3 separate regions of the Homo sapiens genome follow, and regions 2 and 3 are each linked to region 1. The links are chromatin loops, found by intact Hi-C in ENCODE. Cell type or tissue: natural killer cell. All regions are shown on one strand.

The links. Peaks named below come from ENCODE experiments on the same cell type or tissue, not always from the same donor. Only the 100,000 strongest peaks of a DNase experiment are listed, where the experiment ranks them.
Region 2: it touches region 1 in a loop (4-fold over the local background); 3 of 110 quality-filtered maps call a loop at or near these places.
Region 3: a loop joins it to region 1, with 7 times the contacts of the local background. A loop is called at or near these places in 3 of 110 quality-filtered maps.

The regions. Positions count from the first base shown.
Region 1 is chr15:70,488,264-70,496,263 of GRCh38, forward strand. No RefSeq gene overlaps it. Among named protein-coding and RNA genes, the nearest start is that of LINC02205, 14 kb to the right of the region's middle. RefSeq lists enhancers at 4,078-4,127, 4,539-5,083. In natural killer cell, a CTCF peak has its summit at 158; DNase peaks (open chromatin) are centred at 3,278, 4,198 and 4,708; H3K27ac peaks cover 633 bases; H3K27me3 peaks cover 1,351 bases.
Region 2 is chr15:70,019,639-70,027,638 of GRCh38, forward strand. LOC101929129 (a long non-coding RNA gene) reads right to left here and starts at 5,059. Exons shown (of 5, transcript XR_001751593.2): 1 at 4,989-5,059; 2 at 4,759-4,862. RefSeq lists an enhancer at 3,465-3,634 and a cis regulatory region at 3,550. In natural killer cell, no CTCF peak of the experiment used is centred here; a DNase peak (open chromatin) is centred at 3,733; H3K27ac peaks cover 808 bases.
Region 3 is chr15:70,296,397-70,304,396 of GRCh38, forward strand. It overlaps LOC105370878 (a long non-coding RNA gene), which reads right to left and starts at 1,490. Exons shown (of 2, transcript XR_932424.3): 1 at 1,402-1,490. RefSeq lists enhancers at 4,063-4,192, 4,413-4,482, 4,503-4,602, 4,798-5,299. In natural killer cell, no CTCF peak of the experiment used is centred here; DNase peaks (open chromatin) are centred at 3,885 and 4,315; H3K27me3 peaks cover 5,996 bases.

The sequences.
Region 1 (8,000 bases):
ATTAAGAGATCTGGCACTCACTCACTTGCCCAGCAAACTTCTGACCAGCACGGAGCTTATGGATTAGGCCACATCTACCTACCCTTCAGCCCAGGTGACTCTGGAACCACAGGCAATGGAGCCTTATTAACCTAACCCCTCACATGGCTAGCACATATGTCCATGATGAGCATAACTCATGCATCATGAATCCCACAGCCACCTGGGAGGCAGATGAAGTCCTAGCCCCCATCTAGAGAGAAACAAACTGAGGCCAGAGCAGTGAAAGCAATGCTCTGAGACGTCACAGAATCAGTGACAGATGCTACGCTCAAACCTACAATTTTCTGACTTAAAATACCATCCCTTCCAATTTTCCTAACATCCCCACCCTCTGGTCACTAAGGGGCAAGAAAGAGATGAGGGAACATGGTTCCCAGGACACCCCACTTAAAACAAGCGGATTTTTCCAAAAAAAATAAATTTACTTAAAATAGATATACTTATTTAAAATAAAATACATGGAAGATAGCTTTCCCCCTTCTCTCAATCAATAGCCCAGAAGCACAAGATCCTTGACCTGAGAGATTTCAGGTCCAGAGGGGATGGACTAGACTAGGGCTGCCAGGTTAGCAAACGACCATACAGGATGCTCAGCCACATGTGAATTGCAGGTGAGTAACACCTACACCACTTGGGATATACTTATACTTAAGTGTGGTTTACCTTGAAGTTCAAGTTTAACTAGGATCCTCTATTTTATCAGCCAACCCTAGACCAGATGCCACTGGGGAATGGGAGAGAGGGGCAGCCAGGCCAGAGGGGTGCAGGAAGAGCCTGAAGCCCTGCCGCGCGGGGAGAGAGGTGGGAGATGAAGCAAGAGACCTACATGGGAAGGTGGGAGTCACGGAGGCCTTGAGTGGGATGAGTGTTTTCTTGAGGATTATTCTGACAAACATGTGAGGAATAAGCTGAGGGGGGAAGTGGGGACGTGGGGGGTTCAGCTGGTTAGGGAGGGATGCCAGGGTGCCTATGGGATGGCGGTTTGTGCATGGTTGCCTGGCGGAGGTTGGGGGAAGGAGTGGATTCTGGATCCATCCCGAAGGTGGAGCTGGCAGAAACGCCGCCTTCCCCTGCAGCTCCCTTTGAATCTCTGGCCTTGGTCCTTCCCAGTTCTGCCCCTCAAACACCCGCTGGGTTCCCAGCCCCAGTTCTGACTTCCCCTCTCTTTCTTCTCCCCTGTGTCCTCCTCACCCCATTGCACTCTGAGTTAACAAAGGCAAGGAGAAAGAGTCACTTTGTTCTTTCTTTCCCCAGCTCAAGGCCTCCATGCCCCTCAGAGGATCCAGCGATATGGCCCAGGTCCCACTTTCCTGGGAGAAGCTGTCTCCACTTCTCCCCAGAACCCGGTGCCAGAGTAGGAAAGGGGTCCTGCCTGCCATCCCCAGAAGCAGGAGGCTGAGGCCCTCGAGGGGCTATGGCTCACCCCTTCCTGCCTGGGGAGGACTAAGATACCAGCGCACCCAGAAGCTCAGCACTTACCAGCCCCACTGCTGGGAAGTGCTCCCTGCTATCCAACCCCTGTTTCTGCTGCACTTTATACCCATCTCCTCGGGGCCGAATCTCAGAAGGAGATGGAGAATGCGCGTCCTCCTGCTCTAGACCAGTGGTTTCAGATTTGTTCCCCAGTTAGGCCACTGTAGGGGTGGGGAGCTGAGGGACAGGTCCCACTCCAACCATCCAAGTTCCACTTATCCATACCTAATAAACTGGGGCCCCTTGCAAAATTATCTTTTTTAAAGGGATCCACTCGTGAAAATATCCACCCATGTACATGTGAAAACCACAGATAGATGTGTAAGGGATGCTCTGCTCTCTACATAAAGACTCCTCAATTTCAGCTTTCCCAGCTCCATGTCATCTGACCCCTCCTCCCTGAGCCTCTATGCCTCCTCCTGTCACCGTCCCTGAGGCTTGGGCTCACTGACCCTCTCTCTGAAGATCTCTCTATCAGAATCCCTAACACCACATTGGGCGTGGATTATTGCCCCATTTTACAGATGAGATCACTGAGGCCCAGAGGTTGCAGAACCTGAACTGGATCCTGGGGGTCTGGCTTTGGATGCTGGCCCCACATGGGCTTCTGCTGCATCCCCAGCCCAAGCTGCCCATCAGGATACGGACCCAGGGTTCAGGAGTCCCAAGGCTGAGGGTGGCCTGACCCCTTCTGGAGGAGTCAGCCTCAGAGCTGGGAGTTCCCTGGGGGCCATGCTGTCATCAGTGGGGGCCAGACTCTCCAGCAGGGAGAAGAACAAGGTTTCTGCGGTCTCAGCCCTGGAGACCAATCCCTGGTGTGCCCTCCTTCCTACAGCACCCAGGGACCCGCCGCTGCCCCTCACCTATGAGCTGATGGGAGAGAAACGTCCGCCATGCTGGGAGACAGCTTCCAGCTGAGCAGGATGCTCCATCAGCTCTGTCGCTCACCCACACACATGCCGAGAGAAGCACAGCCCAGCTAACAGCAATCTAGTGAGGTCCTATGTCGCTGTCCTGTGCCAACCATCAGGGAGCCCAGAGCCATCCAGTTCAGTGCTTCTTGCCCTTCACTGGGCATCAGAATCAAAACCACAGAGGCTCAGAAGCACCCACAGAGGTTCCTTGACCTAAGGTGAGGCTTGGGCCTCAGAATTGTTTAAAAGTCGCCCCCGTGATTCTCCGGGCAACCAGGGTTGAGAACAACCATCTGGTCCAAAGCGTCCGTGTCACAGAGGAGGAAAGTGAGGCCCAGAGGGAAGACCTGGTGACACATCAAGATAGGGCCCAGGACCACTGGTCTGGATTCAGCAATCTTTGCACCCACAAACCAATGTTCCCACGTATTCATTCAGCCCTGGGTTGTGAAAGGTGCGGAGGGGAGGGGAGAATGGCCACTGTGGAACCAGCGTCTGAAGGAAATTCTGGCCTTCCCTCCTGTCCTCAACCCAAGTCCTCCCTCTCAGATACTGCTCCATGAGTCACACAGTGAGAAGGTGATTCTGTGTAGGCAACCACAGCTGTTTCTCTGCCTCAGTTCACAGTTCTAAGCACCTACTTCATGCAGAAACTCTTGCTAAATGCTTTGCTAGCATTATCTCGTCTAGAAGATCTGCTGTTTCCAGCCAGAACTGCTCCACTTTCACCAAGAGAAAAACACGAGCTGGCTTCACCCGACTTAGTAGTCTTGCCCTGCTTAACACAATCCAAAAGGTCTCTCTTGGACGTTGTGACAGCCAAGAGGAGCCGCAGTTCCTGCTCAAGGCAGGCAGCATCCGGTCTGACTCTGAGCCCCACCATCTGCCTGGGCAGAGCTCAGGAAGGCACAGAGCCAGCCATCAGGACCCCTGAGTTCCAGTCCCAGCTGTGTCACTGGGCAGCTATAGGGTCTTGGGTAGGTCATTTCCTTCCCTGGGCCTAAGTTTCACCATTCCATAAATGGGAACATTGAACTCAATCAGGGATATTGAAATGTGTTTTGTGGGACAACACTTTCTTCGCATAAAACCGCAAGCGGAACACACAGACCCCCATGGGAGTGGTAGAGGAGCAGCCAGGGTTCCAGAGTTGGGCACTTGGCCCCTCCCAGCCACTTGCTCTCTGAAGACACTCCCTAGAACTCTCCAAAGCCTCCTGGTTTGGTCTATAAAGTCTCCTTTGATTCCGTCATGTCCTCCTGGTGTATGACCGGAGACAGGGGTTCGGAGGAGGGCAGTAGGGAACATAGGGGTTCTGGTAAGGTAAGGGACAACTTAGGGAAAAAAAAAAAGAATATCTGCCGTAGGGTAGGGTCCAGAGTTCCTTTTTTCCGATACAATCAGGAGAAGAAATTCCATACTCATTTGGTGTGACTCTAATGGCTGCAGAGGCAAGACGGGAAGGAGGTGACAAGGCCCCCAGTGCACCCAGGTAAGGGGAGGGGGCCCCTGGGAGGAGGTGGGGCCTGCCAGCATCCTCGGTTCACACCTGGAAGAGGTCACCGATCTGTAATACGTAGGCCGGGGCTCCCATCGTGGATCCCCAGGAATACTCTGGTCTGTTTCCTATTCTGTGAGAGGGGCATACCGGGGCTGCTGGAAGGCTATGGGAAACATGCAGAGGCTCAGAGCAGGGCCTAGCCTGTCTCCAGCAGTTATGACTTCTCAGCTGTGGTTTTCTGTGTTGTTATTTTGCTCGCTTGTGGTTTGTAGGCTCCTTTGATTGGGTGGGGGCAGGGCAGAGTCATCTAATTCTTAGAGCTGGTGGAAACCTCATTTTAGAGATAAAGAAAGAAAGTGAGGCTCAGAGAAAGAAAGGTCCTTGCCCAAGTTCACAAGCTGGGGCTCAAGAACCCCAAGTCAGAACCAAGCTGGGCTCGGGCCCCAAACTCCAGACTCCACGAGACCCTCCCCACAGGCCAAGCACAGGCCTCCCCATGGCCACCGGCTTCCTCCCTGCTGCTCAGCCCACTGCCTGCCTGCGTGGACGCGTCCTCCCATACACCCTCCACCCACCCGGCCAGTGGTGAAATCACTAACCCCTAGGGCAGCCTTGGGTTCCCGGGTCCTGATTCAGCCTCCCACTGAGAGCACAACCCCCTGGCCTCACTGTGCCAGGGCCTGTAATTGCTCTAACTGCCCCCTGGGGAAGTGGGGCAGCCTGGTCTTTGTCCACATGAGTCAGGTTTCCAGAGCAGAAACCTCAGGCAGAGCCACATCGCACAGCCCAAGCCCTGCCACCACTCCCCACAAACCACTTCCTGCCCCTTTCCTGGCACCACCGGCCTGAGGCTCGTGGCAGCTGCACGGCCCTAGTCTCTGCTGCTCCACTGGCCCCAGCCCACCCCTAGCCCACTACCACCCCACCCACCCACAGGCGGGGCAGGGCAGGACTCTGTCTGTCCAGGTGGGCGGGCCACAGGCTGGGTCACCCAGGCAGTGGAAACCCCCAGCAGGAAAAGCAGGCCTGGCTGTTCATCAGTCCTGTCACTGTCTGTAATTTGGTTGTCCGCAGGTCCTCCACGTCTGTCCACAGCAGAGAAAGGAATGAAGATGCTGGGCTGGCAGCTCCCACCCATTCACCCAGGGCTGGGGCCCAGCTGTGCCAGTCTTTCCAAAGGAAGCTTCAAGGAGAATGGAAAGAGCACTGGATATAGAGTTAGATAGATCTGGGTTTCAACTCCACCTACCTCATTGCCTTACTGTGATCCTGATCAAGTGATTTCAGTTTCTTCATCTGTAAAATGGGGAGCATAACATCACCCCTTCCAGATGTGTTGGGAGGAGTAACTGAGCTAATACACAAGCCTACACAGTATCTGGCACATAGTAGATGCTCAATAAATATGAGTGTCCTTCTTCTGCAGCACGATGACAGGGGTTCTGGTGAAGCAAGGACAGGCAGCAAAGTGTTGGGAAGAGCCCTGCAGTGGGAGTCAAGAGGCTTTGGATCCAATCCTGGCACTGCCTCCAACTTGCTGTGTGGTGTTAGGCCAGTTGGAGCACCTCTCTCATCTTTAGTTTTCAAGCATAAGTCTGGGATATGGGAGCAGATGGTTTCCAAGGTCTCCCTCAGCGGTGACACTCTAGGACAGGGGCTTGGTGCTGATAGGATAGTGACACTGCTCAGGGTGATGGGAACGGTGAGAGGGATGTGGTCGTGACCATTACTAGGTGCACGGTGCAGCTCATCGGCAACAGTGAAGACAGCAAAGCCAGTGGTGGCCCGGGCTGGGGCCCAAGCTCGCTCAGGCAGGGCCCAGGAGGTATCTCCAAGGACACTATGCTGAACAGTGAGAGTGGCCTGCGCTCAGGACAGGTGGGCACCCTCCACCAGCCAGCCTAGCCTCACCCACCATGCTCAGGAATCAGGCCCTTGTTCCCACCCAACAGGTGAGCACCAAGAGTCCCACGAAAGACTGAGGACCTCCTCTACCTTCAGGGAGTTTCTGCTGATGGAAGACAGACTTCACAATGCATGCTCATTAATTATTAACCATCATAACCACACATCAGAACATTGATTTACTGCTTGAGGTCGTGCCCTGTGTTAAGCCCTTAATGAGCATTATCTCATTTAATCCTCCTGACAACCCGGGATGAGGTCATCACTATCATTATTTCTATTCCGCAGCGGGAGGAAAATGAAATGCAGAGAGGTTATGCTCCCTGGCTCCACTGTAAGCAGCAGAATAAGGATTCCACAGAGGCTCAGGGGGAGCCTTGGGGCCTCCAGAGGAAAGGATCTTTCTGCTGGGAGATTGGGAAGGTGTCCCAGAGGTGGGGACATGCGAGTCAGGTGATGACAATCCTGGTTCTCATTTATCAAGCACTTGCTAATGTCACGCACTTCTAAGTCTTTAGGGGAGATTCTCATTTAGTCCTTACTTCCACCCCTGTGGCAGGTACTATTATTATTCCTGTTTTACTGAGGCACAGAGAGGTCAAGCCCTACCCTGTGCAGGGGAAAAGGAGGCCAAGCAGAGCGAATGGCTTGGAAGGTACCATGCTCAGGAAATGACAGGCGGTTGGTGTGGCTGGAGGCTTAGGTGCTGGCAATAGAGGTTAGAAAGGCAGGCAGGTGGGGCCAGGTCATGATTCCCCCACCTTCCCCCACAACACCCCCTGGGAGGAAGGGACCCAGGTCCTAGCCTCGCTCAAGAAATTGGCATTCAAACTTAGGGGCCTCCCCTTCCCGCCCAGTTCCCAAGGAGGCAGCCTGTTAGTCACCCTGTGACTGATACATTCAGACTCAGAGTAAGCAAACAGATCATAGGGGCCCCTAATCCCCTCACACCCAGAAAGCTGGGGAGAGGCTAGAGAGACAGGCCTGGAATCCATGGCCTCCGGGGGAGATAAGGAAACCTCATTCCACCCTCCTTCCCCAAACCAGTAGAGCAAAATGCCAGCGTGATTCATTTTTTGAAGACAGAATAAACAAGTCCAGAGAAGAGATTAAGTCTTTGTTTCACCCGACTCAAGACAGTTGGAAAAGCAGAATTAGAAATGCTGCAACCCAGGGTTGGCAAACAGAAAATTAGTGGCAGATTAATTTCATTGTCTCACTGGGGAACAGAATCCTGTATGTTAAGTATAGGTTTCAAGGGAGATTAATTTCCCATCTCACCAGGTTGGAGGGAGTCGCCTGCAGGGAGTTCACTGGAGTTCTCTGCCTCTGGAGAGCAGGGAGACCAGTTTCAATGGGGGAGAAGCAAGAATCCCCAGGGTATCACGACGGGGCTGAATGGGTTGCTGGGTCCAGGCCTCTCCTGTCAGCCCTGATAGCTGGAAGGGAAGCTCTGAGCTTTCAGCAACCCAGTGTACTACATCACAGCCCCTCTACATAGCTTTGCCTTCACGCGAAGGTATGCTCAGACCCATTCCTTCCTACTCACAAGCCCTTCTGTGCTCATTCTGCCCTTCCTTGGAACAGTCTTTATCTAGTGTTTACTAAGTGCCAATGCTTCCCTTAGAATCATTCGGTTAACTCTTGCAACAAAACCAAGAGGAATAACCATTATTATTTCCACTTTACAGATGAGAAAACTGGCACACAGAAAAAGATAAGTAGTAGAGCTGGTAAGTGGCAGAGCCAGGATTTGAGCCCAGGCCATCTGGAAACCAAATCTGTGCTCTTCACTTCAAGTTTATGCCGCTCCAAATACAGGGTTTGCTTAAAATGGAGCATGCTTGTACTACGTGGTGTTTCTCTGGGCTATTGTAGTGGCCCGTCTTGGAATGGTCCCCACCCTGCCCATAGGCTCTGCCCAAACTGGAAGCTTCTCGGGGAGAGATTGGAAAGTGGTCATTGGACCTAATGTGGTGGCCCCAGCTGCAGCTTCTACAGGTGGAGAGTAAACCAGGCTGGGCCACGCCAAACCTGCTCCTGTAGGGGGATCTGCCCACCCAAGCAGTCCAGTGCTGGCCAGGAATGGGTGTGCCACTGCCCTTGCTGTGGGGAAGGCAGGGTGGAACAGCCCAGGCTCAGCCAAACCTCAAATGGCAGGCTGC
Region 2 (8,000 bases), 470 kb before region 1:
GGTGCTGGCTTAAGTGCCCTGGGACCTGGGAGTGACTGGTGAGGAAAAGAGGCTTGGAAAGCCAGAGGGGACCCAGAAAGGCCATACCAGCTTGACTTACTGCAGCCTGGCCCAGCATCAAGGATTTGGGACCTGGAACCTGACAGATCAAGGACTCTGCACAACTGTGTGGCATATTTCTGAACCTCTCTAAACATCATTTTGTCATTTATAAAATGGAGATAAGAACAATTCCTTTTGGGAGGCTTTCATATACACAAAAGCAGACTAGCTGTTATTATTCTTTACAATTTCGCTGAGACCTTAGCACGGGCAGACTGTGTGTGTGTGTGTGTGTGTGTGTGTGTGTGTGTGTGTGTGTTCTGCCCCCCCTTCTGAGTGTTCACCCCATCTTTGCTGTACTATCTCTCTCCAGACTGAAACAGAGTGCAGTAGAAAGGAGAAGAGTCAGGAGTCAGAAGACCTGGATTCAAATTCTGCCTTTGTACTGGATGAAGAACTGTAGACAGGTCCTCATTGTCACCCAGAGCCTCACATATAAGGGCAATAGATGGGACGATAATCGCTAAACCATGAGGTTGCTGTAAGAATGATATAAAATAATATATCAGCAATAATAGTCCACGTTTCCCCTACACTTACCAGTGTGCCAGGCACCCTTAAGGGCGTCACACACATTATTTCAACCATTACAATCTTTTAAGTATCCCTACTTCTGTAGATGTCCCTACTTCTGTAGATGTCCCTACTTCTATAGATGAGAAAACTAAGGCTCAGAGAGGTTAAGCAACGTGGCCAAAGGTCACACAGCTTGTATGTGGCAGAGCATGAATCTGAATCCAAGTGGCGACTACTTCACTACTTTACTGGGCACAGGATCCCAGCACATCCAAGTTGGAAGATACCTTAAAAGCACACCAGGTCCAACCTGCTGTTGACTGCTGAGGAGCCCGAGAGCCCCACTCCTAAGTTGTGTTACAAATCAAATCTCCTTTTCACCCTGACCTGCATCGTAACTTCCCAGATGATTCTCTGCATCTGAAGGCCTTCACCAGACACATGGCATCCACAGAGCGAGTATGGTTCCCTTCAGAGGAGGGCATCGAGACCCAAAGAAGCCAAGTAATCTGCCCAGGACCACATAGCAAGTCTCAGGCTGAGCTGGGAGTCCAGCCTCCTCCTGCAGGCTCTTTGCTGCAAAGCCTTGTGTTACATGTACTTGGTGGGGCTGGGGGCATTTGATGCTGGAGAGAGGGTAGTGTTTCTGAGACCTCTGTGTGTCTCTAAAAGCATCTAGGTATGACCCTTGATGGCTTGTGATCTAGATTCTGATTAGATGTGGGCAATAATTTCTCCTCCTCTCCCTGAGACCCAGCCCAATGTGGAGCTTTGTGTCAAGTATGGCTGCATTCCTGTTGTGCCCATCCCAGTGCCAGCTACAGACTTGGTGGCCCATGGAGTGGCTCGCACTGCTGGTTGTCTACTCAATATTCATTCAGATTTCTGTATCAAAGTGATATCAGCATGCCCAGCCTCAAGTGATGAAGTGTGATGGGTCTAAATCCATCATGGTAATCCGTTTCCTCTTTGCCAGTGATAGGCTTGTGAGTTGCCGAATGACACAGTTCCAACCAACAAGATGGGAAGGAAGTAAATGGGAACCTCCAGGAAAGATTTTCCTCCCGAATGAAGACACGTAAGAGAAAAGAGCCCTGGGCCCTCTCCCACTCTCCCTTCCTTCCTGCTGGTGATGCTTTTGGGAAGGATATAATGCCTGGAACCAGGGTGACTGCCTTGTGACCATGGGGCAACACCTGCTGAGGATGTCACAGCAGGAGGATAGAGAGAGCCTGGGCCCTCACTGACATTGTTGAGTTGCTGCACCAGCCTTGGAACCACCTGCCTTGTCAACTAAGATCACATATATATATGTACTGGTTATGCCATTATCTGTTTGGTATTATGTTACTTGAAGCCAGCATATCCTAATCAATAAAAGGGATAATAAAGGAACTGGGCATGGTGGCCCACACCTGTAATCCCAGCACTTTGGGAGGCCAAAGAGGGGTGTATCACCTGAAGTCAGGAGTTCAAGACCAGCCTGGAAAATATACTGAAACCCTGTCCAGCCTGGAAAACATACCGAAACCCTGTCTCTACTAAAAACACAAAAATTAGCTGGGCATGGTGGTGGGCACCTGTAATCTCAGCTACTTGGGAGGCTGAGGCAGAAGAATCACTTAAATCCAGGAGGTGGAGGTTGCAGTGAGCCAAAATTGCACCACTGCACTCCAGCCTGGGTGACAGAGCAAGACTCTGTCTCAAAAATAATAATAATAATAATGATAATAATAATAATAATAGTAATAAAGGGATCTACCTTATGAAGTCAACACTCTGATATCTGTTTTACATAAAAGAAAGCTAAGGTTTGGAGAGGACACTGTGATGCAGGGCAGGCGAGCCTTGCAGAGCAGGGCTACTCTGGGCACACTGCCTATGGGGTAGCCCTGCTCTGCAAGAAGCAGTGCCTCTGCTGCTGCTCTCCACTGCCACATGGATTTTAAAAAGCTGTCTAACACCCCAGCTCACCTTTGAATTCTTTCCTGAGTGAAGCCAAGAACCCTCCTGGGCTAAGCCCCAATTTTGGGTCTCACCTGCTCTGCATCAACTGAACTTTCCCACTTTATACACCCCTCCCTAGCAAGTAGAGAAAAAGGGATTTAGACCTCGTTCCATCTGACTCTCAGGTCTGTGTGCCAAACCACCACACAGAGAGGGCTGGCTCCTGCTGTAAGTATATCAGATAAAAAAGCTGATTTCTCCTCCTCTCCTAGATCTGTCTCTAAATGACCCTATTTCCAAGTATGCAGTGAACATGCATTTTGGAAAATGTCCTGTCAGACAGATGATGTGTTTCGGAGTTGAGAAAAAATAGAGATGAATGGATGGGGTCTGTGTAGGATAAAATGAGTCCTGCCTGTCAAAGCCTTGTGCTATCTTTAGGGACCCAGGACGCTCACCTGGGAAGAAGCAGTGAAAAACACCAGGAAATACACATTGTCCCCCTCTCTCCTGTCTGGATCCTTCAAGGCTAGTTCAAGTGACCTTTCTTCCAAGAAGTCTGCCCTGACTGTGCCAAACAGAACTGGGCTCCCAGGGCATATGTTTGCAAACTTCTTACAATGGGCAGATTTTTAAAGTTATTTATGTGCCTATGTACCCCTTCTCATAACTGAGTGTGAGCTCCTGGAAGCCCAGACTGTGTCTTAGGGCCAGCACAGTTCTGAGTATCAAGTAGGAGTGATGCAGCGCAGGCCAGCCCCAGACTGGGGCTTAGCCCATGAGAGTTCTTGTCTTCACCCAGGAAAGAATTCAAGGGCAAGTGGGTGGTAGGATAGAAGAAAACAGCTTTCTTGAAGCAGCAGTGTTACGCTCACATAGGCAGAGATTAGCAGCTCAGAGCAGTTCTGCAGTAATATTTATACCTACTTTTAATTGCATGTAGATGAAGGGGTGGTCAATGCAGAAATTTCAAAGGGAACTTCTGAGTCATCAGGTCATTGCCATGGGAAGGGGTAGTAACTCCTGGGTGTTGCCATGGCAATGGTAAACTGACATAACACACTGGTGGGCATGTCTTATGAAAGCTGCTTCCGCCTGGTCTCTCTCTTAGCTAGTCCTCAATTTGGTCCAGTGTCTGAGCCCTGCTTCTGGAGACAAGTCCCACCCCCTACTTCAGGAGTGCAGGAAATGCTTTCTGGTTTAACGTGACATCATTCAGTGCTAACCACACACTCTGTAAAGACAGCTCCTCCCAGGTTGGGTTCATCCTCTATTGTGACACACACACACACATAGCCCCAGGGCTCAATACAAATCTTTTTCCACCAAAGGGAGCTTCTTTCACCAAAATGTGGGGTGTTTGTTACGGGGCACACCGAGAAGCACAGTGGTCATGTAAACCTCGGGGAACCCAAGACACCAGTCATCACAAAAGACAGCCGAGAAGCTTGGTCTTGGCTGAGGTCCAGGCAAGAGTGAGAGGTGGAGGGAGCAGTGAGGGGTGGGATGGGGGGTGCTGGGAGGGGTGATGATTCCCTGAGAGGAGCCCAGTGGGAACCAAATGTGGGGATCTATGGGACAGCTGGGGTTGGCTTCAGAGAGCACTAGGCACCATAGAAATGGCAGCTTCACAGCTTCCTTCCTTACTCCAGCCAGGCACCGCTGCCTTGGCCCAGGCCTGTGGAATGTTCCAGAAGCTAAAATGCCCTTTGTCTGGGCCTTACCCTTCCCTGGAACACAATGGCTTGTGCTTGAAGGGCTCGGGGTTTGTGATTCCTCAAGTAAGCCAAAGAATCAACAGCTTCCGGGGCTGCCCCTCAGCGGCTCCTATCCACGGTTATTTTTAGTCGCATTTAATTTGGCAGCCAGGAGCACTTTTGATTTCACAATGATTAGTTAGAGCTTGTGTGTGCGCTGTTTTTCTTCTTACCACCCGCCTGTCTCCCCCAAGGGGACTGGGTGTTGTTTTGACTTTTATGTGTTACAATAAAAACTTTCATTGTAGCAAAATGTTTGCTCGTCAAAATTAGCTTGGTTAATTCCAAAGAATTGTTTCATCTTGGCTCCACAGACACGGGGGATCTTTTTTACAAGAGGAATTGGCCACCAGCCAGCTATCTCCGGGACAATTCCTCTATAGTGTTCATCCTCCTGGAATTTACCTTTAAAGAGGAAAGACCTGCCTTCACTTACCAAAGGAAAGCCGAATGCGTCCCCGGGTTCATGTGCTCCACAGCAGGGCAGGGAAAGCCAGCGACGAGTGTGGATTTGGTTGTGTTGATTTTAGAATCACAGGCCTGGAAGAAAGCCCCACAAAGAGACACATGTGAGGGTGTACACAGACACAGCTCACACAAGCACACACCCACAGGTGTCACACTCATGGCACGAATAGACACACGCTCACAAACACACAGACCCACGAGGGCAGGGCAGCTGACTCTGCATACACGGGAAGAGAGAGACGCAGAGGCCTGAGCGCCACGCCAGTCCAGGTGGAAACGCTTGAGCCGCCTCACCTGCATTTGCAGGGCTCAGCAGGCAAGCTAAGCCTCGCCCCGCTGAGACCCGCCCACGTAAGCGAGGGTTGGGGACACCACCTCCAAACAGTCTCAGTTATCCTGGGGCCTGGGCTCAACGCTCTCCCTTGCATGACCGACCTCCCACTCCTCGAGGAAGCTGGCACTCCTGAGCCCGAACCCAGGCCAAGCTGACCCCTCTGGCAGCTCTACCCTGTGCCATCACCACTCCCTCGCCACAAGCTGAGATCGTTGTTAAACAAGAAGGCACAGGAGGCTCACAGATGCCCGTGACAGTCAACAGACCAACGTTAAGTGGAGTCTTTGCACAAACTGTTGGGGAGGCTCAGATGAGAGGTTCACCGCAGCAGGGATGGAGGGACAGGCAAGAGCCGCATAGAGTTGGAAAGTCATCTGACCTGCGTCTACACCGCTGGGACAAAAAGGGGTTGAGGCAGATATCATTGCCAGACAGACTCGCTGGTAACACTGCTCCTTCTCTCCCCTCTGCCTCTCCACGCCCCGTCACCACTCTCCCTACTTGGAGAAAAGGGACAGTCAACATCTAAAGGGGAAATTGGCCTCTAGGCTATGTATGCATTCCCTAAATTTTTATCAGGTGCCTACCCCCAGGAACTGGAGATATAACAGAGTACAAAAGAGAGCTCATGCCCTCTGGGCACTGGTAGGGGAGAGAAGCAACCAAGGGCTACACAGTAACATGCAGCACTGACCAAGGTGATGAAGAAGAAACTCAACACCCACCCCACAGGGTGACGGCAAGTGGTGAAGGAACAGGCCCATCATGCAGGAGGTCTGGAGGCACCGAAGGGACTGGGGAAAGGGAGGATGTGAGTGGGAGCCAAGAGGGTGTCTGGGAAGGGCAATTCCAAGCCAGCCGATCAGAGCTGACGAAGCTTCAAGGCTGGGCAGGCTGGGCGGGCTTTAGGAAGTCGATGTGGCAGTGCTGAGAGAGTGGAGGGGAGAGTGGAGTGGGGGTAGTGAGCCTGGAGAAGTAGCCGGAGGCCAGGTCTTGTAAGGCTTCATGGATGCGGTGAGGGCTTTCGAGGTCAGCCTTCCTCTCTAAGCACCAGAAAGCAGGCAGCCTGGCAGCAGCTTGCAAAACCTCTGGCCCACTCTTCAGCTGCTGGTGCTCTTCAATCTAGAGGTTTCCGTGGCCAGAACTTTCAGTTCCCTGGCTTAGGGACTAAGCCCTCCTTCTTAGTCCCCATTAGGGAAGGGACATGCAGAAACTGCTGGAAAACTCTTCCTTCCCTGCTGTGTGCCAGCCAGGCTTGAGGACTGTGACAAGGACCTGGCCTCAGAACCCAGCTGGGTAGAGGGGCAAAAGCAAGCTGTGGATGGAGTCCTGCGTATGGCTTCCCTTGCCCAGCTGTGTGGCCTTGAGTCACTCACTTGCCCTCTCTGAGTCTCAGGTTCCATCACTGTCAAATAGAGATGCTCCACCACAGAAGCACAAGGGTCAAATGAGCAGCAGAAGTCATTGTAAAATGGGAGAATCCTGCTTATCTGGAAGTTTTTACTTTAAAATTGTTTCTCCCCTGCAGGCTCAGACAGGATGCTGGCTGCTGTGTAGGGAAAGCAGAAGGCTTCTCTGATGAGGGACCCATGCCTCCCTCCCCTACCCCACCCCCCATTCTCCCTGCTCTACAACTAAGTGGCTTCAACTAAACGCTGAGGCCAACTTAGCGGCCCTGCACAGCCCTTCTGGTATCCAGTTTCTCACCTGAGATTTCTGCCCAGGCATGGGTTTCTTGCTCCTTCCAGACCCAGAGCCACAGCCCGAAGAGCAAACCAGCTGTGCTCTCTGAGTGGCAGCTGGAAGAGCCCTGAGGAGCCCAGGCCCAGCCTATGGCCAGGATTCAGAAATGGGAGGATGAGGCCACCAGGCTTCCTCCCATGTCCCCCAGTAGCCCACAGCCTGATTGCAGCTTTGGGTCAGGCTTCCTCTTTGCATTCCTTAATTACTTTTTTAAAAAGTCGATGATCCTTAAAATTGATGCTGCTAAATCCCCTCATTTTTAGATCCTAAGGATGTGTATCAATGGTAAATGGGTAAAATATAAGAAAACATGAGGGGATGCTGAGGGAATAACTAATACAGACAATCAAGGAATTCTGCAGACCTAAAATTCATTACCCCTCAAAAAGACAAGACTTGGCTGGAGAGTGAGCAAGAGTGTAGGGACAGTCACACCTGGGGACTTGTGGCTGGGCACATGAGCAGGAATCGGCTTCTAAAGAGTGCTGGGGAGTGAGGCAGGGGCCTGCCAGGCTCTGGGCGCCCAACCTGATACCTTTCAGTCTCCTGCTTTCACTCTGGCCCACCTGAGCTCCAGCTGGGCTTCTCCACTCACCACAACTCCACCAGCCTTTCCTGGAAGTACTGGCCGCTCAGAGGAGCGGCAAGGTTCAGGGAAGGCAAGGCAGCACAAAACGGTGAATCTGCCTGGGCCCCACCCCTGAGGTGGGCATAAGCCCCCACTGAGCAAAGTCCATACACTGAGAGGCCAAATCCCCAGCCAGAGATCAGCAGTCCTCACCTTCCCTTCCCTGCCCAGCCGGTGTCCCCAGACCCTGCACTGGGCACTGAAGGTACAAGATGAACAAGACCCCATCTCTGCCTTCAAGAAGGTCAGTGTCTCTCTCTGAAAACCAAGTGTCTGGGCCCTGGTGGCTGGAGACAGAAGAGGACTGCATCATGGGGGAGGGAAGGATGACAGAGGGAGGCTGGTGTTCCCAATCCCTGAAGGATTCGAGGTTCTTTTCTCATAACCAGGAGGTCCTTCAGGACCCTGTGGATGAGCCTCAGACAAAGCACCTGCCTCCATGTTTTCTCCTCTTAATTATTTACTGAGCAGTTATGTGCCAGTGTGCCAAGTGCTTTACACATAT
Region 3 (8,000 bases), 190 kb before region 1:
CAGGGTGTGCAGTCAACCTCACATCATCCATTTATGACCAGCCACGGTGGAGAAGGACTTAATTCATACGCCCCATCTCTAGCTCCCTTCCTCTGCCCAATGTGTGCTACTTTTGTACCTATTTTAATGTCTCTATTGTTTAACTTTGCATATGTAAATAATATTTCTGGGCCTCTATTTCTGGAGCCATTCGGTAAGATAAGAATATTAGTATTCCTATTTTCCCCCCATCTTTGTCCACCTCTATCTCCCAATTTCTTATTTCTTTCATCTTTGTCTTCTATTTTGTCCTTATTATTAAGCCTTTCCTATTTTGTCTATGAAAATGAGGCTCAGTGTTTATGTTGTTGATTATGTGACTTTGTTCCCCAAGGAGTGTATTGTGAGTGATCATAGTTCCTTCTCTATGGTTACAATATCATTACTCCTGTGCCTCTAATAATCAAATGCTTCCAGCATCAACAGTAAGAGAATTGTCCTTTCTTACTCTCTACCAAGTCTTCCAAATCACGTCAAATTTTAGTTTGCTTTATATTTGAACCATTAACTTCTTTTTTTTGAGAGAGAGAGAGAGAGAGGTTCTCATTCTGTTGCCCAGGTTGGAGTGCAGTGGCACAATCACGGCTCACTGCAGCCTTTATCTCCGGGGCTCAAGCAATCCTCCCACCCCAGTCTCTGTAGCTGAGACTACAGGCGTGTGTCACCACTACCAGCTAATTTTTGTATCTTTTTAGAAACGGGGTTTCACCATGTTGCCCAGGCTGCATTAACTTCTTATCAAAGGTTTTTTTCTTCCTCCTTCTCTTTTGGTGTTTCTGATTATTTCATTTGCTTTGGAAAGAAGCACAGGCCTCTTCACCATATTCCTAATATCTTCCAGCCTCTTTTTGTATATTTCTCAGAATCTATTCCTCTCTTCTTTCCTGACATTCTACTGGGTCCCTGATTCTCTATTCTTGTTTGTTCAAAGGGTTTCCTGGACCTGCTGCACACAGGTCATTCTGGAATTCCTTTACATTATTAGATCCTTGAGTTAATTCTACCAGTTTTTATCCTGTAACATTCTTCCTCATGGTTTCTAAGCTGAAATATACATTCAATAACTTCTCAGAAAGGAAGCATGAGAAGTAAATTTCTGAGTCCTGGAATGGCTGAATATAACTTTTTTTTTTTTCCTTTACCCTTGACTGATAGTTTGGCTGTCTGTAGAATTCTAGGTTCAAAGCCATTTAGACTTAGCACTTAGAGATGGAATATAGTGATGAGGTTAAAATCCGATCTCTGGCATGAGGCTGCCAGGGTTTAAATTTTAACTTTACATTTCCTAGAACCCAGCAAGTCACTTAATCTCTCTGTGCCTCGGTTTTCTCATAAATAAGCTAAGATAAAAATAGTACCTACCTCATGGAGTTGTGATGAGGATTAACCAGTTTACATATGTAAAATGCTTAGAACAGTGCCTGCACATCGTGGGCGTCATGTTAAGTGTTGGCTATTATTCTCTGGGCCTCTATCGTTGCTATAGAGTATTATGATGTCACCCTTATTCCGGTTTATTTGTCAGAGTCAATGTTCTGGTTTTTGTGAGCTGATGTTCTAGTTTCCATAGAAATATCCAGGATCTGCTTTAATCTTTAATATTCTTAAATTGCTCAATTCTATATCTGCTTGATATTCTCTTAGCTCTTTCAATTTAAAGACTCGGTGTCCCTTTTTGGCTCTGGGGACTTTTAAAATGTAATTATTTCTGCAATAATTCCCTCCCCTCCATCTTCTTTCTTTTCTTGTTCTGGAACTCCTACTCTTAGTTGGATATTGGGCCTCCTGAATTGATCCTGTTTGAATATTTTTTTCCTCCCATACTTTATGCCATTGTCTCCATGTTCTGGGAGATTTTCTTAACTTTGCATTTCAAGCTTTCAATTGATTTTTTAAAATAATTTTTAGCAATAATCATTTCCAGGAGCTCCTTCTCATTTGCTGATTGCTTCTTTTCTGTGGCACTTTCTTTGGGCTTTTGGAGCATTGCTACTCCAGCCTTCCTGTCAGCTTGTGGGGACCCCAGAGATGTTTCTGCAGAATTCTTGGGCTTTTGGAAATAAGATTTGAAAATCTCTGACCTATGCATTTGATCAAAAAACTTTATGGGTTTATTGGGCCATTACCAAGATGAATGAGTTATAATCTATAATCTCAGCCCTCAACAAACTACTCTGATGCACAGACAAACATGGAAAGAAATAATGACAATAGGACAGGTGCACAAGAGGTCCTTCCAGAGGGAAAATAACCAACAGCCTGTTGGAGATCAAGAAAGAGAAAGCCCTTGAACTCTTCTTAAAGTAGTGTGCAGGAGAAGCTCATACGGGTTCATGAACGGACTGGTAAAATTTCAGGAATTTCGTGAGCTGGTTGTCAAACAGTTATTAAAAATTAACTTAGGCAAATTTACAATTAAATACATTATAACAAAAACAAAGCTAATGAATGCCAAAAATTCATCACTTCCTATTTATCCCATCTTTCAATTACCTATGCTGTTGAGGTTGTTTACATCTATTGTATATGTATGGCAGAAATACCATATGAAGGTGCGCTACTGAGCATCTCTGTTCAACACCTCCTGCAGTAACTCATGTTGGTGGCTTGAAATCAGCGATGGTGGGAATATTTACATCAAACAAATTGACAAATGCTACAAATCAGAGCCTGATTATTGTTTTGTTGATAGTCTAGAGTTAAGAAAATAATGGAGAAAATGTTAATGTAGATTATACTTAAAAGTATGTTGTGCTGGTAGCCTTTAATTGTAAATAGCATGAAAAAGAATTGAGGACATATTCTTCCAATATTCAAAAACTATTCTTTAATTCAGCAAATAAGTCACTTGTGTCATTGCCAAATGAATGAAATTCATGCCTCCATTGCTCCATTCCTATCAAACTTATTAATGTAAAAGAAAACAGCAAACATTCACACAGGAACTATACTTATTTGGTAATTGTAATAATAATTTAACTATAGATACAAAAGTTTAGGAAGTATCAACAAAAGCATCCTGTGAGAATCAATTTACTAGATAAAATTGATAATAAAAAATACGTATATTTTATTATTAGTTGTAAATTGTGTGCTACAATCCTTGATGGCAATAAACTTTATATTAACTTATGTGTGTATATATGTATACATATATTTGTTTCTGGAGAACCAGTTGATAACACTTACCAGCACACCACGGAGAATAGTGGAGCGTGCCCAGGCCTGTAATCAGACAAACCTGGGCTGGAGTTCCAGTGCGTTCATTTATAAGCTGTGTGACCTTGGGCAAGTTATTTTACCTTTCTAAGTCTCATCAATAAAATGAAACTGTGGATGCAATGTGCTAATATTGATTAAAAAATAGTATGTTGCAGAGGTTAAGAATTCATGCTCAGAGATTGGGCTGCCTCCATTTGAACCCTGGCTCCCCGCTTACTAATTGTGTCACACTGGCCCAGTTGCTGTTAGATGGTATATTAGTCAATGTTCTATCTGAGAAAGAGAGCCAGTAGTAGATGATATACATCAAGGAATTGGCTTATATAATCACGGGTTCTAGCAAATCTGGTCTGTAGGGCAGGCCATCGGGCTGGAAACTCTTGAGCAGAAGCTAATGCTATGGGTCACAGGTGGAGTTTCTTCCTCCTCAGGAAAACCTCAATTTTGCTCTTAAGGCCTTTCAACTGATTGGATCAGGCCCACCTAGATTACAGATGATAAACTCTTTTACTTAAAGTCAAGTAATTGTAGGTGTTAACCATGTCTACAAAATCCTTCACAGCAACGCCTAGATTAGTGTTTGACTGAGTAACTGTGGACTCTAGCCTGGCCACGTCAACACATAACACTAGCCTCACAGATAGGAATAGTGAAAGCAAACACTTTATGGGGTTCTTACAAGGATAGAATAGAGCAGTACTCAGAAACCACTCAGATAGCACCTGGCCCGAGTAAGTGCTCATTAAGCTACAAACCTCTGTTCTCGCTAGAACTAAAGCTTGCTTCCCAGGCAGCCACGGCACAAGGAAGGGCCAGGGACCCTGCATAGGAAGGTCTGGTTGGAGCCCCAGCACATCACTGACTGGCTGTGGAGATGGCTGCCTGAGGCCTTGCCCAGAGGAAGCTGAGAGAGAAGAGATGGAAGAGAGCCCACGGCTCTGGGACCCAGCAGAGCACATTCAGATGGAAACCAGCTATGACTGGGTGACACCTCTCAGGGCTCCTTGCGGGGCAGGACTGTCTGGCTTAGTGGTGAGAGACTCATGGCCGGAAGATGAAGTGGTTACAGGTGTCAGACAGGAGGGCTTGCCGACGGCGGGTGGCTGTGGTGCATGTTTCATTAGCTGCTGACTGAGGATTTCTGTTGCTTTCATTTGCTGCCTCAGCCAGTAGCTAGGTTTAAAATAAACTTCAGGAGATCAAACTCAAATCCCCAAACCAGCATCCCTAGGCCCCAGGCAGGCCTCTGGCACAACCATACAATCTGCAGAGTTTATCTCAGGCAGCTCCAATAGATGTCACCTTAAATGTCCCACTCCCCTCCCTTTGAGCCCTCTCCTCCAGCTCTGAGACCTCTGGCTCTTCCTTAGATTCCCTCCTCAAGTCTCTGTCCCAGCAAGCCCCATTCCCTCTGGGGCCTGCTCCCAGCTGCTAGCCTTCCTTACACCTGCTCAGCCTCTCACAGCAGAGCTGCGCAGACCTAAGAGGGCAATAGACAGAATTGACTGCTCTTGGTTCATGGCTTAAGGTGTCACCACTCCCAAGAAGATCTGGGGGCCCAGGAGAGAAGCCTGCCAGAAGAAGGGAGTCATATCGCTCAGTGGGGGGATGCCTGACCCCTGAGCCTCTGTGCAAGGCAAGACTCGAGCACAAAACACACTTGCACACAAGTGTCAGTCTCCTAGGAACTACCAGAGCTGGGAAGAGCCCAGAGCCATCTTGCCTCACTCTTGTCATTTTCACAGATGAGGAAAGCAAAGCTCAGGGAAGCGAAATGACCTGCCCTCCCTCTCACAGCTAGGAAGCCACTGGGTAACTGAGCCCACATCCAATTTCCTGGGGCGTGGACCTCGCCCTGCCACAGTCAGCAAATGAGCAGGGGCAGCTTCCCAAGGCAGGGAACCACCAAGAATTCCAAGCAGGCCACACAAATCTCTGATTCCTGCCTTCCCTGGGCAGCCCCACCCTGGCCCTGACCTGGTGGCCTTGGCAGCCTCCTGGCCAACCCTGCTTTCTAACTCGGAGCTGAACAGGCTGGGCCTCCAATCACTCCAGACGCATGAGGACTGAGCAGTTTTACTCTGGTTTGCCAGGGCATGGGGGAGTTGGAGCCAAGCTGTGCCCCTCCAGGGACAGATGGCCAACCTGGGAGGGCACTGCTGAGGCCAGTCAGATAAGTCCTGCCTATGGTAACCTCAGGCCTCACCTGCTTTTCACCTGGCTGCCTCACCAGCCCCACCACCCACTCACTGTGTCCTCTCCAATGGGACCTACCCTATACCCCAAGCCATGCTGTGGCTTTAAACATGCAGCCATGGCTCCCTTGGTCTGCAGCCTATTATTTCACTAACCCTCCAGCTTTCCTTTTCAGGTCACTAAATTCAGTGGTGCTGCCCCCATGCCAACTCCCACCTCTAGTTCCAATAGCACTTTATCTATTCTTCATAGTAGTTTTTGGTGTATTGTTTTAGTTTACACTTTCTGTTCTTTTAGACTGTGAGCTACTAGTCTCATATGGTTCTATTTATCATTGAATGCCAGAATCTAGCTGGGTGTTTCTGGTACCAGCTGTGCTCAAGATACTGTTTTGTGAGTAAGAAAAAGGATGGACAGAGGGTAGATGGATGTTGAATAAATGAATTGATGGATGATTGTTGGATAGCTGGATGCAAGGATAACAGAATGATGCAGAATAGATAGATGGGTGGATAGATGTTGGATCAAAGCATGGATGGATGGATGGATGGATGGATATAAAGATGAAAGTGCAGATGAGTAGATGGGTGGATATGAGATGAATGGGTAGATGAGTGGATGGATAGATAGATATGAGATGGATGGGTAGATGAGTGAATGGATGAATATGAGACGGATGGATAGATGAGTGGGTGAGTGACTATGAGATGGATGGGTAGATAAGTGGTTGGATAGATATGAGTGGTTGGAGAGTGGTTGGATAGATGAGGGGATGAGTGACTATGAGATGGATGGGCAGATGAATGGATGGATGGATGGATATGAGATGGAGGGGTAGATGAGTGGATGAGTGAATATGAGATGGATGGGTAGATGAGTGGGTGGGTGGATAGGAAGTGGATGGGTAGCTAAGTGGATGAATGGATGGATGGATATAAGATGAACGGGTAGATGAGTGGAGGGGTGAATATGAGATGGACAGATAGATGAGTGGGTTGGTGGATATGAAGTGGAGGGGTAGATAAGTGGATGAATGGATGAATGGATATAAGATGAATGGGTAGATGACCATGGATATGAGATGGATGGGCAGATGAATGGATGGGTAGATATGAAATGGATAGATAAATGTGTGAATGGGTGAATATGAAGTGGATGGGTAGATGAGTGGATGAACGGATGGATGGATCTAAGATGAATGGGTAGATGAGTGGGGGGTGAATATGAGATAGATAGGCAGATGAGTGGATGGGTGAATATGAGATGGATGGATAGATGAGTGGATGGGTGGATATGAAGTGGATGGGTAGATGAGTGGCTGAATGGATGGATGGATATAAGATGAATGGGTAGATGAGTGGAGTGGTGAACATGAGATGGGTGGGCAGATGAATGGATGGGTGGATATGAGATGGATAGATAAATGAGTGAATTGGTGGATATGAAGTGGTTGGGTAGATGAGTGGATGAGTGAATATGAGATGGATGGGTAGATGAGTGGATGGGTGGATATGAGATGGATGGATAAATGAGTGAATGGGTGGATATGAAGTGGATGGGTAGATGAGTGGATGAATGGATGGATGATAAAAGATGGATGAGTAGATGAGTGGAGCGGTGAATATGAAATGGACAGATAGATGAGTGGGTGGGTGGATATGAAGTGGAGGGGTAGATGAATGGATGAATGGATATAAGATGAGTGGGTAGATGAGTGGAGGGGTGAATATTAGATGGATGGGCAGATGAATGAATGGGTGGATATGGGATGGATGGATAGATGCATGAATGGGTGGATATGAAGTGGATGGGTAGATGAGTGGATGAATGGAAAGATGGATATAAGATGAATGAGTAGATGACTATAGGGTGAATATGAGATGAATGGGTAGATAAGTGAAGGGGTGAATATGAGATGGATAGGTAGATAAGTGGATAGGTGGATTAGTAAATGAGTAAGAGGACAACCAAAGTGAACTTCTACCTCTGTTGAGCTTCTGTTTTCCCTGCTCATTTGAAGGCCTAGAGTATGACTTTACCATATGACGTTTCCAGAGTACCTCCCCATTCCTCAGACCCTACTGAGCCACCTCTAAGAGAAGGCATAGCACAAAGTATTGGTACCACTTGATGAATGAGGAAGCTGAGATCTAGAGCTGTTAAGGCTTCTTTCTGTTCAAGGACACCCAGCTAGTGCAAAGCAGAGTGGAAATCAGACTGCTGGCTTCTCACCTCCACTCCACCGCAGGCCTCCATTGCCTGTCTCTGAGGACTGGACCTGGCCAAGTTGACCCCACACACCTGTCCCCACTGTGGCCCAGGCCCCCGTTTGGCGCCCAGTTGGCTGCATGTGCATCATGACTTGTGAGAGAGCGGTCAGCCCCACCTTTCCACACAGGCCCTGTCTGACTGGGTTCTTTGATTCCTCCAGGAAGGAAGTGTATTGAGAGAAAAATTAGGAGAGATTAGACCCCTCCTCCCATCCCCACTGGACCAAAGCTGGCCCTGTAAGTCCATGGCTGCACTGAGGAGGCAGGCGCGGA